Regions from separate parts of the Mus musculus genome. Here all the other regions are linked to region 3. Evidence: chromatin loops called from intact Hi-C (ENCODE). Cell type or tissue: heart. All regions are shown on one strand.

Region 1 (5,000 bases), 150 kb after region 3:
TTGAGAGAAGAGACTGAACTCAAAGTTGAGTTTGGTTCCTTTTAAGGTAAGTGGCAGCTAAAGTCTGGACTGCATGGTGTGTCTTCCATGTTGGAGATACGCTTACAGGGATGAGGTCAAGAGTGGGGCTTACTATGTTGTGAACAGCTTGGTGGGACATCCCAATGTTATGTGACTGATGAGGTTAGGCTTTCAATGATTATTGACTTTATTGAAGATTCTTCAAGGTCATCAATGTCGCTGTCACTCTTCTTCTTCTTCTTCTTCTTCTTCTTCTTCTTCTTCTTCTTCTTCTTCTTCTTCTTCTCCTTCTTCTTCTTCTTCTTCTTTTAAATAAGGATACACATCAATCAGCCTTACCATCAAATGACCCTTTATAGAGACAAGGACTTGAGTTCCTTGAGTAACAGTTGCACGCTGTGAGCCTAGGGCAGTTGCCCTGTTCATCCGCTTCACAGATATTTTCTTAAGCACCTACATCTTTTCAGCACAGGGCATGATTTCTTCCTTTTTGGGATCCAAAACCTAGTGGGGAAGACAGACCACAAAGGAAGTTATTACCGCCAAGTGCAATAATGCTATTTTAGGGGACACACAGGAAGGAGCATGTGGTGGTGTAGAAAAGAAGATACATGTGTTTGGAAAGGTCGGATAGAGTTTCCTCATGCTTTTAACCAAGACGTAACAGGTTCAAAGTATCCACGGGAACCAGGCCTTCACTAAAAGGTAACTTGGTCAGAGTGGTGTAAAGACATGTGTTGGGTGGAGAAACGGGGAAGCAGAGATAGGAGGAATGTGGTGGAATGAGTCTGGGAAAATAGTTGTTTTGTTTCTTCAAACGAAATAGCAAAACTAATGTCTGTCTCAACATGCATATCTTGATAGTCAAAGATGAAGTGTGGCAGGCTCAGGAAGCCCTGCAGGAAGTGTAAAGATTGGATGAGACTCCGGGGAGTGTATCACTGACCAGGACAGTGCCTCGGACCCATGGGAACTGGCAAAGCCTCCCTCAGGGCAGTCAGGAATGGCCAAGGCTGGGAAAGTGTTTGATCTGTGTGTGCAAAACTAGTAACTGTAACTCTCCTCCTCCTGGATGTTTGCAGCCTAGGACTGATCACCTACAGAGACCCTCTAGGGAGCCCGAGATAACCCCTCCTAGCTAATCCTTACCCTGAGCTGAACAAACATGCTGGGACTCAGGGTTGGGTTGTTGATAGTCGGTGCTGCTCCATCAGTATGAGCGTGCCCCACCTGACCCCAGATCCTCTGTACAGAGGTCTTTCCTTTTCTTCATTCCCATGTCAATGTGGTCAGGCTTCCAGGACCAAGCCTGGCTTACGAATCAGCTTCTAATGACAAATTACTACAAAAAGGCTAACCAACATTGCTAGTGGCTTGGCTACAGAATTGCATCTAATTTTCCAATAGCAAAAAACGCTTTTGAGCAGAACTATCCTCCAGTTATCTTATTGACTAACATTACAGAAAAGCAAGGCTTCTGAACGAAGAAACAAACGTCAACGAAACAGCATATTAAAGTGTGTGTGTGTGTTCATGTGTGTCCGTGTGTGCATTCTCTTTCTCATAAATTTTCATCTATGCCTTTGTTAATTCAACATGTGGCACACATGGTCTACTGGTGGAAGCTCTTGTCCAGAACCCTCAAATCCCATCATCTAGGCATTCGATGCACATGGACAGGATTATAACCCCTCTGAGCAGTTGTTTTCTGCTCCATTACCATAAATTTTTAGCCCATTAGAAGGAGAGTTGAATCAGGCTTAAATTTTTTTTTAAGCCCACTTTGTGTACTTTCTGGTTTTGTTCCCAAGAATAATAAATTTTAGCAAAGCACTGCTTGCCATCTTCACACTAGCTGGCCAGTATTTGTCCTCTGCTGGATAAACCCAAAGCCTGGGATTCTGTGCCCAGCATGTGGCTCAGATCACTCCATAAGCCTATGGTTTTTGTATTTTTATGTTTTCTTCCTCTAATGAGAGACCCCAGTGCACTAAGTGCTTGGCCCGCTTAGTCATGTTGCTCTGACTTCCAATGGGTTTTGTGTCTTCTAAGGAAAGGTAGGTAGAGTGGGTAGATAGGGTCTCAGACTTTCTCTACTCCTTTTCCAAGCTCTGGAGCTTCTGGGGGAGTGTGGATGAAGTTTGGAGCCAGAGGCATGATGTGAAATGATCGTTAGCATTTCAAGTCTTATATTTCTCTTTAAAATACAGAAGGGGAAATTCCTCAAACTACATTATGTTCAGGACAGATAGTTGGTGTTCATTAAGACTTATCTGTACTGTAGTTTTTGGCACTGACTGCCTTTATTGTTTTTAGAATCACTGATGTCTTTAACTTTGAAGTATTTCCTTTGATACCTGGAAAACTGGGGGGTCTGAGTGAGGTGCCCAAGTTTCTGATGTCTAGGTTGGAAAGCAAACTGTGAAGGACCACATAGAAAGAACATGCAGCCAGCTACTTTGGAAAGTTGCAGAGAGCACACGAGCAACTTTTTTTTTTCCTGTTCCAGAGAAGTCTAGTTAACCAGGAATGTTCCCTTGTTCCCTGGGAGTCTGTGTATGTGTTTGTGTATGTATGCATGGTGGTAGGGGGCAACCAATGAGCCGTAACAATGCGATTAAACAAGGCTCTGGCCTGAGCTGTTAGACCCTTTGCTTTCCAATATCTACCGGTCTTTCTTTGGCAGAGTACCTGGAAATCTCAGATGTCCTTGGAAGCTGGTCACACTCTCTCTTTGTGGTTGCTGTGGCCAGTGTCCAACCAGCCAGCTCTAGCTTCTGCTTTGGAGGATTGGACTGTTGAATCTGAGCCCGACTGCCTGCCAGGAACCTGGCTGCTTAGCTGGTCCTCACCACTTCTGGGGGTGGGGAGGGGGTCGCTATGATGACCATATCGAACCACTATGATGATTGCTGCACAATGAGCATGGTGGTCCTCACTGCTCTGTAGCATGTTGGGAGATGGTCTCTTCATTTCCAGAATGGCCACACTCTCATTTTGTAGAGCGCCCCCTAGTGACACCACAGTTTTGTTTGATTGCCTCTCCTGCCTGTACATGACTATGAACTATCTAGGTGTCCTCAATTTAGTGAACAAAAAGGGAACAAAATATACAATTGAATTTGAGTTTTAGATCAGTATTTTTTATTTTAGCATAAATATGTCTTCATTGTTGAGCAAAGCATATTTAACCTAACACTTTTTTTTGTTGTTGTGATCTAAAATTCAGTTTAACTATGTGTCATGTGTAGTGCTGGCAACTTTGTACGTCCTGAGTCCATATTAATACCTTGCCATATCCTGGCCCCCCATCATACTTACCGTGTAACTGCGATAACAGACTATGCAAGGAGAATATAGATCTTGTTCAGTTTCTTAGGTTCTTCGGAAGGGAACACCAGGCAAAGCAGAGGTGGACCAGGGCAGGGTTAATACATATAAAAGGTATGTTCCATTTATGGCCATAAATACTAGCTCTCTAGTATTATAACCCGGATTTCCATATGTGTGGACCATGAATTTGGTGAATAAGCAGGGTTTCACACCTTTCATTTGCATACAATAGATGATAGAATTTAATGATGCAGATGTCTGGATTTTGGAAAAAAAAATCAAAGTATTTACCCATATTATTTGGAACATACTATGTCATTTCTTGGAAAATTCAGTATGGATACATATTCCCAACTTGCTCTTCCTGACCTAAACTGTAAGAGCACTATTTGTTTTTCACAGCAATCACATAAAATATTGTCAATTCTGGGGGAAAAATGGTTTGATGATTTCTCAGAAATTAAATGTAAACCCTCCATATAACAACAGGCCACTTCTGGGTAGATAGCCAGAGGAATGGAAAGCCAGGACTGGAACACACGCTTTGGTTCTCATGTTTACAGCAGGAGGATTCACGATAGCCAAACAGGAACCAACACGGCTGTTCGCACATTGACAGATCAGTCTGAACTCAAATGTTCATCAGTGGTGCTTGACAGACTGTAGTATGGATGGACATGTGACTGGATGTTACTCAGCCTTGAATAGGAAGGGATTACGACACATGCCACAATGCACAGACTCTCGAAACTATATACACTGAGTCCCCAAAAGGCAAATACTGTGTGAGTCTGCTTATATGAGGAACCGAACCTTCTGTGAACTCGCCAATGAAGAGAGGAGAATCGAGACTGCCGTCGGTATGGGGTTCAGGTAAAGATCATTGTGCAGGGATGAGAAAAAACGTCCTAGAGTTCTGTGGCTAAGCAATGTGGAAACTTTAGCACTGTGTTATGGTGTGCTTAAACGTGCTTACCGTTGGTTCAGATGTTACGTTTTGCTAGCTTGAACAAAAGAAAGTCTACCTTCTTGATTTTTCTCTAACTCTATGCAAGCAGTGTTTATCTGCTTAAGACTGATTGGCCAGGCAAGTCCCTCCGCTCACTCCCATTAGACAGGCAAGTTCCCCCCGCCCCCCACGCCCATTAGACAGTCCTGCCAGGGAGCTTCATGTTCTCTCACCATGGACTTTCACCTGGTTCTGGCCTTTGTGGTTGGATTTAACATGTCTCAGCTTCAGCTGACTGCAAACACATTGCTTCCATAATTTGGATAAAAACAGGAGGGAGTTTGTCCTTTGTTTATACATAATTTTGGAAAATTAGACTAATGCGGGAGTTAGGGGGATAAGAATAGTTGACATCAGTGAGGAGAACAAACATTTTAAGATAATCTTATAAAGAGCTATACAAAACGTACCCAGTCTCTGAGCCGTGCATTTCCCCTGGTTTTAGTTATATCCATTATCCCAGAAATGCAAAGCCCCAACCGAGACACTTAGCTTCTAAATGGAGGGAATGAAAAGTGTAGAAAACCCAGATGGCCACAGTTAGCTCTCCCCTGCTGTAGGTTCGATCTGGCGCGGCTACCAAATGCCTGAACATCCAAAGCCTCTTCCTCAGAATGGTGTGATTGGGAAGTGGCAA
Region 2 (5,000 bases), 90 kb after region 3:
GAAGGGCAATACTGAGTTTGATTTATACAGCTATAAAACAAGGAAAAAAAAGCCATATCTTGGACTATGTACAGACGCCTACAAAAGAGCTATCACAATTCCTGTCATGCCACGAGGAAAAAGCATCAATAAACAATGGCCTACATGGAATGACACACTGTGACCTTGGTTCCTTTTCCCAAAGGATGTAGCCGGAAAGATTCTGGCCTCAACCCCAGAGGATGTTACCATATTCTGGCTTTGGCTGAGATGCTTAAACAGTTACGTGAGCTCCACAGATTCAGCTCTCAAATTCTATAAGATGCTTGTTACATGTCTGTCTCAAACATTCCAGTATCTGTATTTTAAAAAGTACAATGAATTGAATAAAATGAATTTTAGATATGGTATATCAAAATAATTATCACTTTAAAATCACACACACACACACACACACACACACATATATGCATACATATATATGTGTATATATATATATATGGAGAGAGAAAGAGAGAGAGAAAGAAAGAGAGAGAGAGAGAGCTTGATTACTGAGAAATCTTAAACTCGTTTAAGAGTCCTGTCTTTAAGATTTGCTGTGTACGCTATAGGTGTAATATTGCAACCCGAGTGGCTACAGCACTTGTGCCCTGCCACCACATGTTGGTGGTGGCTAATGGATCAGCTAGCACTCCATTGCTGCTACTGAAAAAGTGAAACAGTTACATAGACATATTAGTGAAGAATATAAAATTTCTGAGCTGACTGTGTTTGCTATAGCTTTTGACAAGCTGATACAAACAAGAACCATCTGGGTAGAGGGAACCATAATTGCTTCCATCAGACAAGTCTGTGGAGCATTTTCTTTATTAATGATTGATGTGAGCAGGCCAACCCACCATGGGCAGTGCCACCCCTGGGCAGGTGGTCCTGGCTGAATAAGAAAGCAGGTTGTACAAGTTATGGGGAGCAAGCCAATGAGCAGTGTTTCTCAATGGCTTCTGCTTCAGTTCCTGCCTCTTTGGTTCCTGCCTTGACCTCCCTGGCCTGACTTCTCAGGGATGATCTGTGGTCCACACGTGAAAGATGAACTAAACCGTCCCTCATTCCTCTCCAAGCTGTTTTGGGTCATGGCATTTATCACAACAACAGAGAAGCACACTAAGACACTGGGGAGAGTCCTGTAAAGTCAAGGTCGGTCTGAGTTACGGTGAGTTCCAGGACAGTTGTGTCTATATAGATGTTCTGTCTTAAACCAAACCAAACCAAATTCATGAGTCAATTGGCTTACGTCACACGGGTCTTAGGAGAAGCTAAGAACACACCACGAAGCCGACAATGGTCCTTGAGTCTGTGTCTTCATGTACTATGCAAGCCAGCACAAAGACATATGAAACATGGCAGGCCACATGTCCATGTCTGTCGAAAAGTATCAACCATACTTCTGTAGTACTGTTTCTTCATGTGCCCATGCAATAGACATGTGTTACTAGTATACAATAGCTCATTTTATTCAAAGGATAAACAATCTAAGACCAATAAGCAATGTGCAGAGCTTGGCGGGGTTAAATATAAACCAAAGGCCCTTTCTCTGTCAGGTCATTAGAGTGCTAGCATGTGTCTGCAGTTTAGAACCTGGATGGTGGTAACTACTGGCTGGAAGACTTTCTTAAAAGAGGACCCCCAGGAACAAAGCGTGTGGCACTTACTTAGGCAGGTGTCCAGCATGGCAGCTTAGCCATAGGTATAGGAATGGTACTAGATGAAACATAGCAGGCCACACCTCCACGTCTGTGAAAAGTATCAGCCATATTTCTTTAATACTGTTCCTGCAGATGCCCGTGCAATAGATATATGTAACCAGTATACTAGTTACTAGTCTACGAGTATGCGCCTAGCATATTTGGGATAAAATTCAGTTCCTTGTACTGAGTTTCCTCACGGTGGAAAAGAGGTCTGGCTCTAGAAACAGTTCAGACCCTGCTTTTAGCTTCAGCTTTGTCTTTCTAAAGTGGATGCATTCATGCCATTCAGGCTTATGAGTCTTCTCTTCCTCTCCTAGAAGGCTACAGAACAAGGCAGAAGAGCAGCTTGTGATGCCAGGGCAGTAGAGGCGACCGGTGTGCAAAAGGTAAATGTTCTTCTTTGTCACAGGAGGGGGATTCTAACACAGCCATCCTGAGAGCCAGGGGCAGATCTCTGCCTAGTCACAGCAGGGTGCACACATAGCTGTCCGATGACTCACTACCAAATGCTTCCTAAAAGAGACTCCTTAAGTTACCGTAACATTTCAGAACGGTATTTATAGTGCCAATAGAAAAGAGGTGGAGCCAGGGACTTGGAGCCTCTCCGCACCCTTGCTTTCCTGCCAGCTAGATCTCTCTGTCAGTTTCCAAACCTTCTTTGTTCCCTGACCGGAGGCAGACACTGCAACAAACAGTCTCCTGATGTCCGGGGGGGGGGGGGGGGGGGGGGGGGCGTGGCAGGGCTCTACCCTTGCCGCTATCCCACCAACCCCCGAGCTGGACTCTCCAGTCTGCTCTGCATCTCGATGAAGCTTTTCTCTCTGTTTATTAGCAGTTCAGATGCACTGTCTGGAAATAAGTGGGCAAGCCAGTGGCTGTTTGTTCTGGTGTTCTTCCACTATGAATGATATGTTTTGGTGGCTTTCCATTTGTTACCTAGGATATGACCAAAGGAGGCAGGGGTCTGCTTGAGAGTCCTGGAAGGCTATGAAGGAGGGCTTCCTTGTTGGTAGGATGGGCTAATTGAGTTCTTGATTAACCACTCACTGGCCCCTGCCCACCAGAGCTCAGTGTCCTCCCAGAACACCAGGACTTCTGCATACATATTCTTATTTTAGCTCTTCCCCGGGGGACACATAAATGTATATATCTGTCTACCACTATGCTATGGGATTTTATAGCAATGGCTACATATTAGTATTGCATCCATCACCATTCAACTCACACAAATGGGTGGTCTTGTGAAAAATAAGCATCAGGTTTGCTGCTCAGTGCCTACTGTATCAGATCCATTTTCTCCATCTTAGCTTCGTAACCTCCCAGAGCTGAGCAATACAGTGGTCATTACCTACAGTGGTTACAGATGAGATGGCCGACTCCAGAGACATTAAGTAATGTTCTCTACAATCTCTCTGATTGTAATTGGTGAAGCTAACATTTGCATCTCTGGAGGTCTTATTGTTTACGATCTCCTTCAGTGTCTCCCGACTTCCTTGTGACTGTGACAAGAATGTTTTCCCAGTGTGAATTAAACTAGGAAGATGTGTGTTTGTTGTTGTTGTTGTTGCTGTTGCTGCTGTTATAATCAGGTCTCTCAGTGTAGTGCTGACTAGTTTAAACTTCAAATCCTGCATCCACGCCTCAGTGCCTAGACTGCAGAATTACAGGTGTACACCAACATACCCAGCTTAGAAAACATATTTTTAAAAGAGACTCCTGGACTACATGGGGCATGAAAGCAGAAAGCTCACTGGGGAGCTGGAGGGAAGCAGGATTAGGACAAGAATCACGACATTTACACATTTCTACATAAAAATGTCATAATGAACTCCATTTCTTTGTCTGCCAGCATAAAATAATACACAGAAGTGCAGTATCTTAAAAAGATAGTGCTCCTCTTTGAAAGAGAACACTTGAAGACTTAGTACTCCAAATAAGTTAGTAATTCCATAAAGAGTTTTGAAATGTATTATCATTATGGATAATTTCAAACAGAAACCAAAGTAATAAGAACAGTACAGTGCCTCTCCCTGCTACTCCCAACTATGGCTGGCCTATATCTCTACTTACATTCTGATTTTTTCCCCCCACTGGATTATTTTGAACGTAATACCAGATTTTGTCATTAATTGACAAGTCTTTTTTTTTTTTTTTTTTACTGGCTAGGGTGCAGTTTCTGGAATATAATCACGCCCAGATGATTTGGATAAAAGGAGCAAGAGAAACTGGTTTCTTCCAAGGTTCAGAACTATACACCCACTGTTCTTTCTAGAGTGGGCTGAGAGCTCATGCTATCTTTAGAGTCCATTAGCTCTTTAGGAGTAGCAGATGTCCTCCTATCGTAGTGCGATGTGGGAGACCTGTGAGACAGTACTCCTGTGTCTGAGTGTCTTAGACAGTTCTTAGATGGACTCAGGGCATGGGACACACAAGGACTCCTCTGCTGAGAAGCCTGGGTCAGCACAAGTAAGGGGCACTTTCAAGAGGCATTACTTTCTTTTCTGTTATAGATTTCATATGCGATAATGCAAGGAGATGTCACTCTTTTCAGACACCGGACAAACTTTCAGAGACTGGGCATTGATAATGGCATCAGGAAAGAGAATGTCTGCCCTGAGAGCCCAAATCTTATTGGGAGAAGTAGACACATTTGAATGCGTATAGGGGAGCTTGCACATAGTTAGGAGAAGGTTGGTAGAAAAGCCTCACCTATGCTGGGCTCTCATCGGAAGAAAACGTGTATACTTTTAGTCTTTGTTATGAGTTGAGTTTTTACCATAACTAGGTAATAGCCAGCTGTGTTAGTGCATGCTGGTAATCCTAGAACATAGGAGACTGAGGCAAGAGGATCTGGGTTAGAGAAGTAACTAGTAGGTAAGATGTGGACCATGCAAACATGAGGACCTGGATTCACCCACAGCTCCAGGCACAATGATGTGAGAAGTACTTCTGGTTTTCTGTGTAGTTGTTTATCAAGAAGGTTGCTAGCCAGGCAAGGAAACTCTCTCTCTCTCTCTCTCTCTCTCTCTCTCTCTCTCTCTCTCTCTCTCTCTTTCTCTCTCTCTCTCACACACACACACACACACACACACACACACACACACACACCTCTTTCCTCTGGTTAGCAAATTATATTAGACTATGGAGTCAACCTCCTACCAATGCAATGAGACACAGTTGCCACCTAAATCAGGGATAAAAGACGGGAGCCATCTTGGCCATAGGGTATTGCTAGCCTGGTTTGCGTTCTGGCTAGTGAACTCTAGATTTAAAACA
Region 3 (5,000 bases):
ACTATACACACACACACACACACACACACACACATACACACATGTACTATCATTTTTACGTGAAAACTAGAGATTTAAGAAGATTGTGTTCAGTGTAGAAGCTTAGGAGTAGAAAGGTATATTAATAGCAGCGGATTCAACACAACTGAGCAGGGGCTATGGATAATGTTATAGAAAGTAGGTTAACTGATTTTCCAGGACTTTCTAGATATAGGGAGTTCTTCCAGAAGAGAGAGGGAGAGGGAGAGGGAGAGGGAGAGGGAGAGGGAGAGGGAGAGGGAGAGGGAGAGGGAGAGGGAGAGGGAGAGGGAGAGGGAGAGGGAGAGGGAGAGGGAGAGGGAGAGGGAGAGGGAGAGGGAGAGGGAGAGGGAGAGAGAATCATTCCATTGTATTTAAAGCAAGGAGATTTGGAGGAGCAGGGCTGGCTGGCTTCTATGCCACTGTGGTGCATACAGGGAGCGCATGTGCCTGTTACATCTTGCAGTGAATCTGAAGAGGGTCACAAGCCCATAGAGAAGTCATGGGAAAGATCGCCGCCTCTTTTTTTTTTTTTTTCCACCAACTTATTAGTGTTCAGGGAGTGACTTCAACTCAAGTATTACAAATATGCCCTAATTATGCTTGGTGACTATATATCACTACAGACGGCTGATAGCCCTTGGTGGGACGTTTTATAAAGTTCAAACTCAATCTTTTTAGCAATGTGGAGATTGAAAACCGAAAATACAAGAGATATTGTATATGCCCTCAGGCATACTTTGTCTTAAATATTATCCTTGGCCAAGTGTGCTGTATAAATAAGTAGATATTAATAGAACTGGCCAGGTGCCAAGCTTCTAGTATGAATTTTAGCCAAGAATGTATTTATGGGGGTATAAATAATACTGTGTCAACATTTAAAGAAGGGATCTGATTAGTTTTGAATTTCTGCATATTGATCTTTTCGCATACTGTTGGTTTAAGACTCAGAGTGGAGTTGTGCTAGAGTTTACGGATCCTGTGCCCTGCAGGAATTAGTGGATACCAAACACTTTGACTATTCCTTTGAAGTTCAAGGTGCAGCTATTCAAAAGACGCTGTATAAGGCTTTAGAAATTCTGAAAAAGTGACTCTTTTTCTAAGAAGACTCTAAATTGATATTAAAACAAATAGAGACCCAGTGGGGAAAGGGGAAGTTGTTTTCTTTTTTTGGTCTATTTTTCATTATTTACTTATTTCTTTGTTTGTTTGTTTTGTTTTAAGTCTGAGGTTCTCCCATGTAAAGACATACTTCCTATCACTGATCTGTATTCTAAACCTGTTTGTTAAGATTCTGTCTTAGACTGTAGCTGAAGCTGCTCTCAGACTTGTCTTATAGTTTAGGTCATCCTCAAACTCATGGTCCTCTGCCCTCACCTACCCTAGTGCAGGGATTATGTGCACTGCCATGCTTGGCTCTCCTCTCTGCTTCTCTTCCCAGCGAAGTGTTGTGGGTCTAACTCTGGCAACAGTGAGCCCTGCTCTCTCCTCCCCTTGCTCTGTGTGGCTTCTGCTGTGACAGCTGAAAATGTCTGAAAATATTTTTCACTGTCTTGAGGTGAGATTCTGCTGGTCTTCATTAGATAGAAGCCAGGGATATTTCTATCCTATTATAACGAAGAGGGCAGCCTACCCCTTCCGCCATATGCCAGAGAATTATTCTGCCTCAAATTTCAATGTTGCCCATGGTGGGAAGCCACAGTTCCCTGGTGTGCAGCTTCGGTTGCTGAATTCTACTCCTAGTAATATTTTAAAAAGTAATAGCAACAACAAAATATCTTTATGATCAAAGGATATTAAAATAAAATCATCAAATAGAGAATAATCAGAATAGAATATGGACTGGGCTACTTTGTATGACATGTTTTTTATTGTTGTGATATTGAAGCTCCTACATTTGAAACAACCAACATTCCCATTCATTTGCCTTCAGTAATGGGGTTGGTCCCTCATTCACCAGGAATGCCAAGTCAGCACATAGAAAACAAAAAGAACCCGAGGAATTATCTTGGATTTTCCTTTCAAATAGAATAAGCTTTGTGTTAATGAAGAGTGGAATCTGCAGCCTGGGCAAGCAAAGACAGTGACTTGCCATGTCGGCTGGTTCTATCTCTGAATCAGGTGGGCTGAAGTGCACAGCGTGGAAACATCACAAAGAGTTAGCCTTGGTAGTTCTTTCACATGAAGGCTAAACACTTAATGCTAAGCAATTCTCCCTCTCTGGTCCTCCTGTAATTTCCAAGTGAAATTGCGGGATGTAGAATGAATGCCAATGTCAGCATGGTTTTGAGGAATGTGACTTAGTATTCAATTCATGAAGCTGTCTTTCTATATATCCAGATTGCTGGCCTAATGAAGTGGAATATTAGCAGAACACAGTAGTAGCCTTAATTTATTATTTTTTTTTATTTTGTTCTTTCTCCTCCTCCTTTCTTAAAGATTTATTTATTATTACATATAAGTACACTGTAGCTGTCTTCAGACACACCAGAAGAGGGAGTCAGATCTTGTTACAGATGGTTGTGAGCCACCATGTGGTTTCTGGGACTTGAACTCAGGACCTTCAGAAGAGCAGCCGGAGCTCTTAACTACTGAGCCATCTATCCAGCCCCGTAGCCTTACTGTAAAGCTGTATTTTTGCCTTCTCTCCTAAAAGATTCTCTGTGTATGTTCGTAGATGAATGTGAGTCAGAGACAGGAAGGGGGGTTGGTGAGTGAAGACTAGCTAGGACCTCTTGACTTCCATGATGGCAGTTATTAATGTACAACAGAGCTGACTCTCTCATTCCCTCCATTAATGCCTCGTTGTGGTTACACCCAAGCACCTCTGCGCTCTCCTTCTTCCAGATCTCCTTCATTTTTACTTTGCAAAGTGAGTAGGTGAAGCATCAAATTAAAACACAGTTTATAGCTGGAACAGGGAGGTGGTTTTGCTGCTGCCTCTCTTGAGTAGACCCCCATGTTTTAAAGTCTAGGGGTTCCCCAAGGTTAAAGAGCATGTGGTTCGCTTAACTACACCCTCCCCCCACGTCTCCACAGCGCCTCCTGTGGTCAAGGCCAGGGAATGCAGGTCTTGAAAGTTGTCTTCCCCATGGTGGAGAGATGCAGATGTAGCCTCCTCAGGCACCTTCTGTGTAAAGATATGAAAGAATGACAAATCGTTTTTCCTAGAGGAAATGGAGATGTGAAAAGGGCTAATGATTCACCGTTGAACTCCCATCAAATCTGGGTTAGAATTGTGGAGGTCAGTACTGCGGGGTCTTTGCCCAGAGATTACAACACACTGGAAGCTGTAATTTTGGAAGGTTCGGGAAGGCAGGGTGGAAGAGCCCGGGGAGAAGTGTGCAAGGAAGGGTTCCTGGCCTAGATCCTTCCCCACTGACTCTGGCATCTTCTTCATAAATTCCCAAGAGAGGTGGGCAGCAAGCAGGTGCCTGCCCAGGGCAGTCCTGTCCGCTGCTGTCTCCTCGCGTTTCCGGTCCGTCCTTAGGTCTCAGTGAGGAATCCGCTTTGCAGATTCCCAGCAGCCTGACGAAATGTGGCTTTGGCTGAGACAAACAGATGTTTCTGTTGTCATTTTTTTAAAAGCATCTGGTGTGTTTGTGTTCTGCTCTTTAATATATTTTGAACAGAGATAGTATTTAACCCAGAGATAGTATTTATAAATTCATTGTTCTCTGGGCACTTATTTTAAATTTAATAACATGATAGGGTTCTAGGTCAGGCTCTAGGTCAGGCTCTAGGTCAGGCTCTAGGTCAGGTTCTAGGTCAGGTTCTAGGTCAGGCTCTAGGTCAGGCTCTAGGTCAGGCTCTAGGTCAGGTTCTAGGTCAGGTTCTAGGTCAGGTTTAGACCAAAAGATTCTCTTGCAGCTTTTGTTTAAAAGACATCTGTGTCTTGCTCCAACCCAAGCTGCCTTGGGTGGTTCTTTCTTTACTAACCTCTGAGAGTCAGAAGTGGGTGTTAGACTGCACTCTGGCCACCGGCTTCCTGTGTTGGCCGGATGGCTTTGACTCCACATCATACCCTCTTTAGCCCCTGGCTTTTAATCCAAATTGCCCCTCACCCTTTGAGATGATGGGTATCCCTCTGTAGGTGGTCAGGCCACCGTGCCCATCCGTATCTAGTACCCTGCTGTGTTTTGGGGATATGGCAGCCCTTCAGATTTCTACCGGGCCACCTACTTCTGCAGATTGCAGAGGTCTGATGTGTGAAGAAGCCCTGGGCAGCTTCTGGCACTTAGTAGGCCTCTGCATGGCAGTCATTATTCGTTGCATTGCAAATGTCATTGACTTTAAGATGTACCATTGCTACCACACCACCAGAAAGGAAGACTACTCCAGCAGATTCTAGTGCATGACTGGTTATGAGATGGCATGGGTTCAGCAGTACTTATATGAGCTGAGATGTCCCAGGGAACCACTTCTGCGTTCTTGGGATGTCTTGGCATCCCCACATCTTTCCATGGATGTTCCACCCAGTGGGTCCAGTTCTCTGGTTCACTCTGATTATTCTTCAAATGACCTTTAGGAGAAAGGATGGCAAGGTAGGTGACCTCTTACACCAGGAGGCTTTTGATGTCTTCTTAGGTTCATCTCTCTTCAGTAGTTAGCTCTGTAAACCCTATAAGGTCAGCTCTGCCTTCATCCTGTCCTGCCCCGCCTCTGCCTGTTACCAACCTGTTAGTACTACTTTCCGGCAAGCTTTTCTTTTGGCTTTTATCCATGCGCAGGCCATGGATTTTCATGTCTCTGGGTCCTGTGGATGTTGCTTCTTCAACTGGATTTTGAGGGTTGTTGCAGTAAGAAGATGGCTTCTCTGTAAGAGACCACCTTTGTTTTGTCTGAATACATTTGATTGGCTCTTGCGCACCCCGAGATCCTGACCTGTGGTTTACTCTCATTTCTGCCTCCCTACACTGTCTTGTGCTGTTGGATTTGTAGATGTCTCGGGTTCTCTCTGTCCCTACAGAACCTGGCACACT
Region 4 (5,000 bases), 580 kb after region 3:
TGAGCAACTCCTCTCTCTCCTTTACCAAAGCTTCCCAGCCCAGCATGTGATGCCCCCGGTGACTGAAAGAGAAAGGGAGCTTGCACATCCCGAGAGTGCCACAGTGGTGAGGAAGGAAAGCCCACACCCCTGCATGTAGAAGGCCTAAACTCGAAAGCTTAAACCCCCTGGAATGAAGGCAACGATTAAAGGTTCAGTCTCAGTTCAAAATGATTTATTATTTGATAAGGGTTGGGAGCTTTAAGTTTTTCCTAGTTTCCTTCATAAATGGATAAAGGGAATTTGCTCTGCCAATTTATAAAATGTATTAAGTCACCTATGGCTGGGGCTTCCTGACAAATGTGCATTTGTTATGCATAGTTGTGTTTTGCAAAATGCAGCAGTGGATAAATAGCAACCAAGTTAGCAAGGTGGGTGAGCTGGTTAAGGCACTCACTGAATAAGCCTGGTAGTGACTCACTTGGAACACACTTGCAAGTAGAAGGAGGGAACTTATTCCACAAAGCTGTCCTCTGACCTCCACATGTGTACCGTGACACACACACCAGCAGGTTATTCACATACATGCACCCAGTAATAAGAATAAGTAAAAATTATTAATTAATTAATTAACCAACAGAGAAGACACATTCAGGGTCATAAATGAGAAAAGGGGTAATGGGCTGGATTTCATGTAACTGCCACCATCTCAAACATCAGATGCTGCACTCCAAGGGCGGGACCTTCACATGTTCTGTAAAGATAACACATTCACCTTAAAGAATTCCTAAACACAGCATAGGAAATTAAACCCTGACCTGGTATCTCCCATAACACCCAGAGGGAGCTCCCGGAGTCACAGAGATCTGCTGTCTGTGCCTCCCCAATGCTGGGATTAAAGGCAAGTGCCACCACACCTAGCTTAACCTTGTATTTTTTTTTATCCCAGAAGACATGAAAAAAATTTGGGAAAAAATGGAAGACTGTTTTTCTTATTTCTTTTCTTTGCTTTAGTTGTGTGCTCTATGCTGACTGTTTTGGTCTATCACTGATGTTATCAAACAGGGTGATTGGACAGACTGGCTAAAAACATATGAGCAGCAACAAAGAAACAAGAAGTTGTAGGAAGAGGGAAAGAATGTAACAGTGAAAATCCTCCTTGGATATTCCCACTGCCAATGTAACAGAGCAAAAGATCGGTCTTAAAAGGGGCTGCCAGACAGCCTGCAACCTAATTACATTTCAAAGTATGATAGGACCGGAAAGAAGCACAGCCCCAACAGTGTGCCTACCAGATGGCATCTCTAACTCCAGGGACAGAGATGTTTGTTCTGTAACTGTAGATGAAAGCAACCATAGCTTTCAAGTCATGGAAAGATGAAGGAGCAGTGCTTAGATTCAGAACAGTCTGGCCCTGTCTAACAGTGATTGTGACTCTAGGAAGGGTCAAGTTCCAGGTAAGAAGCCAAGCCTAGCCTGCAGGTAGGACTCCAGTCCCTATTACCTTCCTGTTGTGGCTTTTATAGTGAGTTGGCCCTTGTAAGGAAAGCCTTCTTTTACTGCCTGTCTGGATGGAGTCAGTTAGTTTCTCCTTTTCTATCTGTCTCTTTTAACCAACACAGTGTTTTCAAAGCTATTGGTATTCTGTATGGATTCCATCCCCACAGTTACCTGGCAATAGCCAGGTAGGCCGACTCACTACAAAAGGGGCTGCTTGGCCCCTTCTCCCTCTCCTGCCTCTCGTGTTCTCTTACTTCTGCTTCTCTCTCCCTTGCCTCTTGCCCCATTCCCCTCACCCCTCTCTACACGTGCTCATGGCGGGCCTCTGCTTCTCTACTCCCTGCCTCTCTCTGCCTCTTCTACACTCTTAACTCCTCTCCCCATGCCCTGAATAAGCTCTGTTCTATACAGGGGAAAGGACTGCCTTGGCATGGGCCCGCTGAGACATATCCTTCCCCCACACCCTGCCAGAACATATTGTTATAGCTCTTTATCTTTTTATGATTACAACACAAGCTAGTCTATTTTGTACTGGGATGGGAATTCTGTCTTTGTTAGCAGTGACGGTACTTACTGGTACACGCATACCATGTATCCTGTCCATCCGCGTGGAGATGGCATGGGGGTTGTTTTATCCTTTGCGGTCTGTAAATACCACCGCAGATAGTGATGTAGGAGCCTCTATCTAAGTGCCTGATTTGTTCTTTTTAGGAAGGGGATGTATCCAGAAATTGAAGTTGTGGGTCATTTAATCCCACACTTATTTTCATGTTACTTCCTGCTGCCATCAGCCACGCACAACCATCTCCAGCTTGTAATCATTTCCACTAATCATTGCCCACAGTTTTGCTAACAGCCATGCCAAAGAATGTGAAGTCCTAGCTCATTAAATTAGATCTATCTGTTAACTATTAGAAAAAAGACAAAGACACACACACATACAAAAGAAATTATTATATGGCTGGGTCACCCTGTGTGCAAAAAGCTACGAACATCTGGTGCAAGCCCCAAAGCGGATGGTTATATAAAATATGGTTATATCTGTAAAAATTTAAAGACAGTAATATTTCCCAAACTGGGTGATCCTGAGCTTTAGAACTGCAGTTTAAAACCTGCAGCAAATTCTCGGGACTAAAGTTTATTCTCAGTCATTACAATGGAGGAACCTGACCTAAGGAAAGCATTCCTCAGCAGAATCCAGAGCTGAGCACTCCTTCGTCAGATTTAGGGGCGGGGCGCCAGGCACGGCGCATGCGCACACCCATGCTGGTGCTGCTTGCCTGCGCGCGCGGCCCCGTGACGCTAGGGACGTGGCCGCGCGCCTTGCCATCTCTCCTCCGCCATGGCTGCTGTGCCCAGCGCTGTTCACCTGCCGCGTTGTGTGGTGTCCCCGACCGGGAGACACAGTGCCTCGCTGATCTTCCTGCACGGCTCAGGTGCATTACAGTCTCGTGGTCTCCGACCCGCTCGCTACAGTAGGGGAAGCACCCTCTTCTCGGTCCCCCAGCGCCCAGGGTCGCCCGAGGGCTCCTCTTTCTGTATAGCACTCATCTTCATCCTCTTCCTTCCTTCGCTGGTGTGCTTGACCCGTGCACCCACAGCATGGTCGAACGGCAGTCCTTACCTAACCCCAAGTTCAGTCATAGCACCATATCGGTGTAAGTCTCCAGGCACGTGGATTAACCACTGTTTCAGGGTCGACCAGCAGTGATCTGACATACATACCCCACCACACACCCCTATTGCAGGTCCTAAGCTGTTGTCTGCCTTGCCGGTGTCATAGAGACGTTTTTGGATCATATTTACACTGTGTAAGTGTATGCTTAGCACCACCAGCGGGTTTCCCCTGCGCCTCCCACCTGTCTTTTTTGATGGTCCACCACCCTGGTTTCCCCTATGCCCTCTTGTAAAACCTTCGAGGTAAGTATAAAGTCCGCTTCATTTAGGGAGCACCCTTAGAGGAAAACACAAGAATCACCGACTTAATCCTTGCTCACTGTGCTTGGTTGGCCCGGGGTAAGTTCTCAGGAAAGGAAAAAAAAAAAATTTTTTTTTTTTTTTTAATTTAAGAAATGAGATCCAGGCGGTGTCCTCAAGGGGCCTACCTAAATTTAAAAACAAAAACAATTCAATTAATTTGAGTCAGCAGTGGATAGGAGATCACAAGATGGTGCATGGGCTACTGCCAAGAGAATAGTAAGGAAAGAAAAAAAAATGGGGTTGGACATTGTGAATGAAGGGCTTGTCAGAGCTTTTCAGGAGCACTGCGTTATGCTGAGGCCTGTGTAGGCTTAGGGGACTAGAACACGACGGGATTGGAGTGTTCCCTCCATTTTGAAAAAAAAAAACAAAACAAAAAAAAAACAAAACGGGACTAGAAACGCTTTCTTGCTGTTGCTTAAGGAGTAGTGAGGCTGGGTTTGAATCCAAATGTCTGACTTGGAATTAATATTCTGGGGGGAGGGGGAGGGAAACCCTCAACTATGGTGTATCATTCTAGAAATAGAGTAATAAAAGTTGTGTAAAGGGAAAGGCCTGGCACGAGACTTACACCTTTATAGCTAGCTGCCTAATAATCCAGCACCCAAGAGAATTCAGTGATGAGCATCCAAAATTCCCACATAGTAATTCCTTCTCGTAATTAATTCAGTGTCTTTAGAAAGAACTAGAGTTTGTTCTTTTCCCCCCATCTGGACCACCTTGCTTAGTGCTTCCTATTTTTCTATTTCAAATTACTGACATTTTTATAACCTATAATGTATGTCTGAAAACAGAGTCACCTATTCTGTATGTATTTTATTCATTTGTGTGTATTGTCTGTGTGTGTGTGTGCGCGCGCACGCGCATGCGTGTGTAAAACTTGCCTTTGTACATTGGAAAAAAATTCATCTAAATAATTCTTCCAGATGTTCAGGTATATTATTCTTATATAATTGGATCTCCATTGATGTATAAAAAGATCTTTTAGGAGTTGGCCTGTTCTGCTAATTGTTATTATTAATTAATTGGAACTTGGAGTCACCTGAGAAAAGTGAGTCTCAGCTGAGAAATTGCCCAGTTCAGGTTGGCCTGTGGCAGTGTCTATGGTGAATGGTCTCAGTTGTTGGTTGATTAGGAGGCTCCTGCCTGCTGTGGCCATTGCTTCTCCTGTGCATGTGGGTCTGGGTTGTATAAACCTGGTTGAGCATGAGCCATGGGGACAAACCAGTATCAGCTGTGCTCTGTGTTTCCTGCCTCTGCTCCTACATAAGTTCCTGGCCTCCCTGGGTGAATATGCCACCAGGTGTATTTGAACCTTTTTCTACTTCCAAACTTTGAGGGGAAACGGCGACTCTTACAGTGAATGATGTAAATGGTCTTCTCTGTGGCTGGCTTCAGCCTCCCACACGGGTCCCTAAACTCCATTATTTCCTTCACGGACATCCATCATACCTGTGATTCCTAAGTCTGTGACCCGCACTGACCTTTAAGGCTGATAAAGGCTGTTCTGTGTATGGTTGCTGTCTTTCTCCCTTTATAAT
Region 5 (5,000 bases), 290 kb after region 3:
TCTTGGATACAGCACTGGGTAATTTTTTACTTGAGACTTTGTGTCTTAAAGTGACCCTAGGGCTTAAGCATGATCAAAAAATGGTGTATGGGTATTTTATCTAAGTTAGATACAAGTTTGAAAGAATCGTGGAGAAGAATTTTTAAAATCCATTTGATTGCACCATGAATTCTGCTTTCTCAGGGAACTGCCTGTCTTCTCCTAGATGTGATGGCTCCAGGATAACACTGCAACTGTTTCTCCAGATCTTTCTTGTCCCTAAAAAGCTCCTCTCGGCCCTTCTCATGTTAGTGCTGCATCCAAGCAAATCTGCGACAAGAGAGCCATGCAGTTATAATAGCCCTACTAGGTCACCTAGAGAAAGCAAGAGTGTTGGGCATTTCTTCTAGGCTCTGCCCCACAGTTACCTGGCAACAGCCAGGTGTGCCTGACTCACTATAAAAGGAACTGCTGGCCCCCCTCCTCACTCTCTTCCTCTTGCTTTTCTCTTTCTCTCTTCTCTTCCCTCTTTGTCCCTTCTCTCCCCATTCCCCTCCACCCTCTCTCCATGTGCTCATGGCCAACCTCTCCTCCTCCTCTCTCTCTCTCTCTGCCTTTCTCTGTTCCTACCACTCCATCAACTCTCCCCTATGCCCTAAATAAACTCTATTCTATACTATACTTTCATGTGTCTGGTACCTCAGGGGGAAGGGATGCCTCAGCATGGGCTCGCAGATGCATCCTCTTCCCCCACACCATACAGCACCTATACCAAAACATATCCTTTGCTTTATTTTCTTCTTCTTCTTCTTCTTCTTCTTCTTCTTCTTCTTCTTCTTTTTCTTCTTCTTCTTCTTCTTCTTCTTCTTCTTCTTCTTCTTCTTCTTCTTCTTCTTCTTCTTCTTCTTCTTCTTCTTCTTTTACAAAACACAACAAAGGGACCAAAACCATGGATGTCCCCTATGACAGGAAGTAACCTTGGGTGACATAGGGAGATTTCCCTCAGGTGAGAGGAAATGAGTAAGATTAAGCATCCTTTCCTACAGTGAACTGGTGCACACACACAGCTGCCGGGAACTGTCCTCAGGGTCTCTGTCCTAAAGAGTCAGAGTGACAATGGGTCTGAGGCTTTAGACCCATTCGTCATTCCCATGCCACCCAGTCCAGCCTCGTCAGGAGAACATGCTGCCCTCTCTGGTGTGCCTGCTGGTTATAATGTTGGGGGAGGGCCACACCATCTGCAAGGGTTATTCTAAACCCTGTGTCACTCCTGAGAATGGCTTAGTAGGTCATTCAATAGTTAGCAATTAAGTATGACGCTGATAATACCTCTCTAGTATTTATGAAACAAATGAAAATGCTTAACCTAGGCTTTGAAGGTATCTTGTATTCTATAAACCTATATTCTGTGTGACGGGCGCCACGCTACAACCTAGAGTCCTGCTAGAGTATAAGCTGCAGTTACTTTACTCCAAGTCTCGCAAACTTGATGCAACCAAGGTGTTTACCAACAAAGCACAGAGAAGAGTGGGGCTGTAGTGCGTTGTCTCATTTGTGGACCCTAGATGTTACAGATGTGTGATACCAGAAACAAACTCCAGTGGCGTGGAAGTAAGAGAGCTATCGGGGAACAGAGAGGACTAGGGGGAAGGGAGACAGGGCAGTGGGGTACAGGGAAAATAGGCTCAAAGTACATTGTGTCCTTACATGAAAATGGCCTCATTTATCTCTGTAAACTAAAAGTAAAGAGCAAAGACTTTGAAACAGAGAAGCAGCCCAATCGACGTCACTTCCGGGGATGAATTACTGTGACTGCTGCCATTAAGACAGTGAAAGGAAGGGGAAGTTAGGTCAGTAGGCTATTCCACACATGGGTGGACCAGAGATCCCTACGCTGCACAGCAGCAAACCGAGCAGGGGGGTGGGGGGAGGGAGGAAAAAGAACTGGGAATGAAGGGACTCTCTGTACAGCAGAGCTTAGCCAAGCAGGCCCAGCCACAATACTAACCCGCGAGCACATACTTCCTTCCCGAGCCAACCCGCGGCTTGCCTGACTCCCATAATCTGTGTTGTTGATTTTTAACCTGGCCCCCCAAGGGTCTTGTTGGGGATCACAAGCAACAGCCCTGAGCATCTCCCACCCCTGTCTTGGAACTTAGCCAAGCAGGCCCGCTACAATGCTGGCACACGAGTCACTGATACTTCCTCCCTGAGCCAAACCTAGGATCTACCGGCATGGCTAGAGATCGTTGACGCCAAGGAGAAAGAGACAGCTGTCTCCTGTCTGGCTACTTCTCAGCCAATGAGATGCTGAGAAGCTTGAGAGCCAATGAAATGCCGAGAAGGTGTATAAAGATTTGCCCAGTTCTGGGAGTCAATCTTGCCTGCACAACACCTATGCAAGAAAAGGCCAGTCAACATCCCAGCCCGCAGAATATCCTTAAATCGCTACTGGCTGTTGATGGCTACTGGCAGAGGAATGGTTAACATGCCAGTGGTGTGACTCGGTAGGATGTGAGCACCAGGCCTGTGGGAATGTGGCCTGTAATATCTTGGCAGAAGCCATCCTCTTGGTGCTAAGGTCAGAGCTAGGGAAAGATGCCATAACCACCATCAAGACACTTGGGCCCAAAGGCAACACCCAGTGCCTTGCGATCCGCACTTGCAGGGAAGTGTACGGCAGCAAACTATTCCTGCGTGTGGCCGATTTGATGGGGTTAAAATATGATTAAGCCTAAACATGTAAACACTAAATTCCCAAGTTGATCATGCTGTAATACTCTATTAGGGTTAGGCCAGATTACAGCTGGTTGTGTTTCTTCATACTGGAGCCTGGTCCAAAGTGATGAATTCGCTTATAAATCCCACAGTCATCCCCAGAAAGAACACGATTCACAGAGAGCTTTCCTAAGGTTTCAAGTGGGCTTCAGCGAGGCATGTTTTAAGCACCACCTGGAAAAACCACAGGCAGTGCTGGCCGGCTCTTAGGGAGCATCAGGGAAATGCCACACATCTAGAGCCGCAGGCCCGCAGTGCCCTTCCTGGGGGGGGGGGGGGCTCCACGTGGAGCCTGGGTCACGCGTGCTCTACCTCCTGTTCTCACGGGGAGGAAAAGCACAAGGCTGTTAACCATAAAGGAAAAATAATACCACACTCGGCTGAAATCACATCCAACTGGAGCCCGGTTTGTAATCCTTCATCCTTTCTGGGAGTCAGTCAGCTGCCACGGACACCCCCACAGGATGGATCTTTTTCCAAGGCAACAAACGCTCAATTCATCGGGGAACCGGAGCCCGGCTCCTGCGCTGTTTCTTCGAGATCCTTGAAAGGGTTGAATATGAATTGAAACCAAAGACATATTATTTTCAGAAGTGAGCACATTTTCACCCTGGTTTAGGGATGTCAGCCTTTTTCCCTCGCTTGCATAAGGAGGGTGTCCCCCGCTCTGTAGGCTGCTCTCAGTGACTTCATGAGGCCTAGAAGACAGGCTGGTCTCCTCTGCTCCACCCACAGTGTTTCCTGACAGCCTTAAGTGCAAAAGCAAATGTTTTGTTTAGGTAGGGACCTTAAAATAATGAGGCTTGGCTTTTGAAAAGATTAGCTACAAGAAAGAAAAATGCTGTAGGAAGTCATAACAGTAGTGGTTATCATGATATTAATATGCAACATCTGGCCTGGTGTATGCAATTAGATCTTGATGCAGAGTTAGAAAGGAAGGAGGGAGGAAGGGAGGGAGGGAGAGAGAGAGAGAGAGAGAGAGAGAGAGAGAGAGAGAGAGAGAGAGAGAGAGAGAATAATTCTTTAAGTTTAAATGTGAGTCTGTTTTGCAAAACTATTGGACTTGTACGAAAGCTGTCTATTACATGCCAAAAGCTGGATAGCTTCTTATTGGATAAAATATGCAGTGAATTCTACACTCCATTTCTGTGCAATAAAGAAAAAAAATTAGGGCTTGTAAAAGTGCATTTAGCATTTGTAACCCTAACACATGGGGGCTGAAGCAAGGCATGAGGTTAAGGGAGGTGGCTGGCCAGTCTGTCTAGTTGAAATAGCAAGTGCCGAGCTCAGAGAGAATGGTAAGGTAAAGAAGTCATTGAGAAGGGCATCCAGACATCAGCCTCTGACCTTTACACATGTCCAAACAAATGAGCACACCCTGCCACCCACACCCAACACTCACACACTCAGATGCCATGGTGGCCTGCATTATTTCCAGGCTCAGCTGGAAATTCCCATCTGGACAATTCCTCCTGGGATTGTTTTTGGAGGGATCATATCTGCAAGTCTCATTGATGTCATCATCTCTTGGACCTGCTCTTGGAAGTGGACTGGGAAGGGGAGGGGCCTACAGAATGGAAGCCAAGTCACCCAAGACCTTCTGCCAAGTACCTGGTGATAGGCTAGCTGCGGTACCTCACCTCCATTGCTTCATGGGAATTGTAAGGGTAGCCAGTGTCCCCTCTGGCTGGTCTCATGTCTCTTGTGGAGAAATCACCATGAGAGATGGAAAGTCAAGTGTGGTTGTACTAGGGAGTGGGGACTCGGCTAAGCACAGGGATTGGTGATTATAACTATATTTGGAAAAAGAGGTGGTGAAGGTAGGAATGGGAGGGAGGAGGGTCGAGCTGTGAGGATGAGAGTCGCCATCTTCACAGATGCTTCAGTGTCTAACCTGACTTGCCGGCCCATATGCTTTCACAGTTACTTCAAACATTTTTTCCTCTTTTTTAAATTAGATATTTTCTTCATTTACATTTCAAATGCTATCCCCCTCTCTGTTTCCTCTTCAAAAATCCCCTATTCCTTTCCCCCATCCCCCTGCTCCCCAACCCACCCACTCCCACTTCCTGGCCTATTTCCCTATACTGGGGCATAGAATCTTTGCAAGACCAAGGGCCTCTCCTCCCATTGATGGCCAACTAGGCCATCCTCTGCTACATATGCAGCTAGAGACATGAGTCCTACCATGTGTTTTCTTTGATTGGTGGTTTAGTCCCAGGGAGCTCTGGGGGTACTGGTTA

The links. Hi-C counts contacts between places; a loop is a spot of excess contacts. Peaks named below come from ENCODE experiments on the same cell type or tissue, not always from the same donor. Only the 100,000 strongest peaks of a DNase experiment are listed, where the experiment ranks them.
Region 1: it touches region 3 in a loop (2.4-fold over the local background); 9 of 42 quality-filtered maps call a loop at or near these places.
Region 2: it touches region 3 in a loop (2.7-fold over the local background); 6 of 42 quality-filtered maps call a loop at or near these places.
Region 4: a loop joins it to region 3, with 2.2 times the contacts of the local background. A loop is called at or near these places in 7 of 42 quality-filtered maps.
Region 5: it touches region 3 in a loop (2.5-fold over the local background); 3 of 42 quality-filtered maps call a loop at or near these places.

Annotation. Positions count from the first base shown.
Region 1 is chr1:186,548,484-186,553,483 of GRCm38, reverse strand. The region is part of intron 1 of A730004F24Rik (RIKEN cDNA A730004F24 gene); the gene reads left to right. Among named protein-coding and RNA genes, the nearest start is that of A730004F24Rik, 7.7 kb to the left of the region's middle. In heart, a CTCF peak has its summit at 3,037 (motif pointing left); no DNase peak of the experiment used is centred here; H3K27me3 peaks cover 1,247 bases.
Region 2 is chr1:186,607,351-186,612,350 of GRCm38, reverse strand. All of the region lies in intron 3 of Gm35546 (predicted gene, 35546), which reads right to left. Among named protein-coding and RNA genes, the nearest start is that of Gm35546, 23 kb to the right of the region's middle. In heart, no CTCF peak of the experiment used is centred here; a DNase peak (open chromatin) is centred at 2,270; H3K4me3 peaks cover 807 bases; H3K27ac peaks cover 1,687 bases.
Region 3 is chr1:186,697,211-186,702,210 of GRCm38, reverse strand. All of the region lies in intron 1 of Tgfb2 (transforming growth factor, beta 2), which reads left to right. It overlaps Gm35655 (a long non-coding RNA gene), which reads right to left and starts at 1,255. Exons shown (of 2, transcript XR_373811.4): 1 at 1-1,255. In heart, a CTCF peak has its summit at 3,096; a DNase peak (open chromatin) is centred at 3,460; H3K4me3 peaks cover 268 bases.
Region 4 is chr1:186,115,072-186,120,071 of GRCm38, reverse strand. Lyplal1 (lysophospholipase-like 1) reads left to right here and starts at 2,762. Exons shown (of 5, transcript NM_146106.2): 1 at 2,762-2,915. The coding sequence starts at 2,822. In heart, a CTCF peak has its summit at 2,826; a DNase peak (open chromatin) is centred at 2,761; H3K4me3 peaks cover 1,106 bases; H3K27ac peaks cover 1,037 bases.
Region 5 is chr1:186,411,715-186,416,714 of GRCm38, reverse strand. It overlaps Gm35341 (a long non-coding RNA gene), which reads right to left. Exons shown (of 4, transcript XR_373803.1): 2 at 3,129-3,300. Among named protein-coding and RNA genes, the nearest start is that of Gm35341, 6.4 kb to the right of the region's middle. In heart, no CTCF peak of the experiment used is centred here; DNase peaks (open chromatin) are centred at 2,704, 3,314 and 4,224.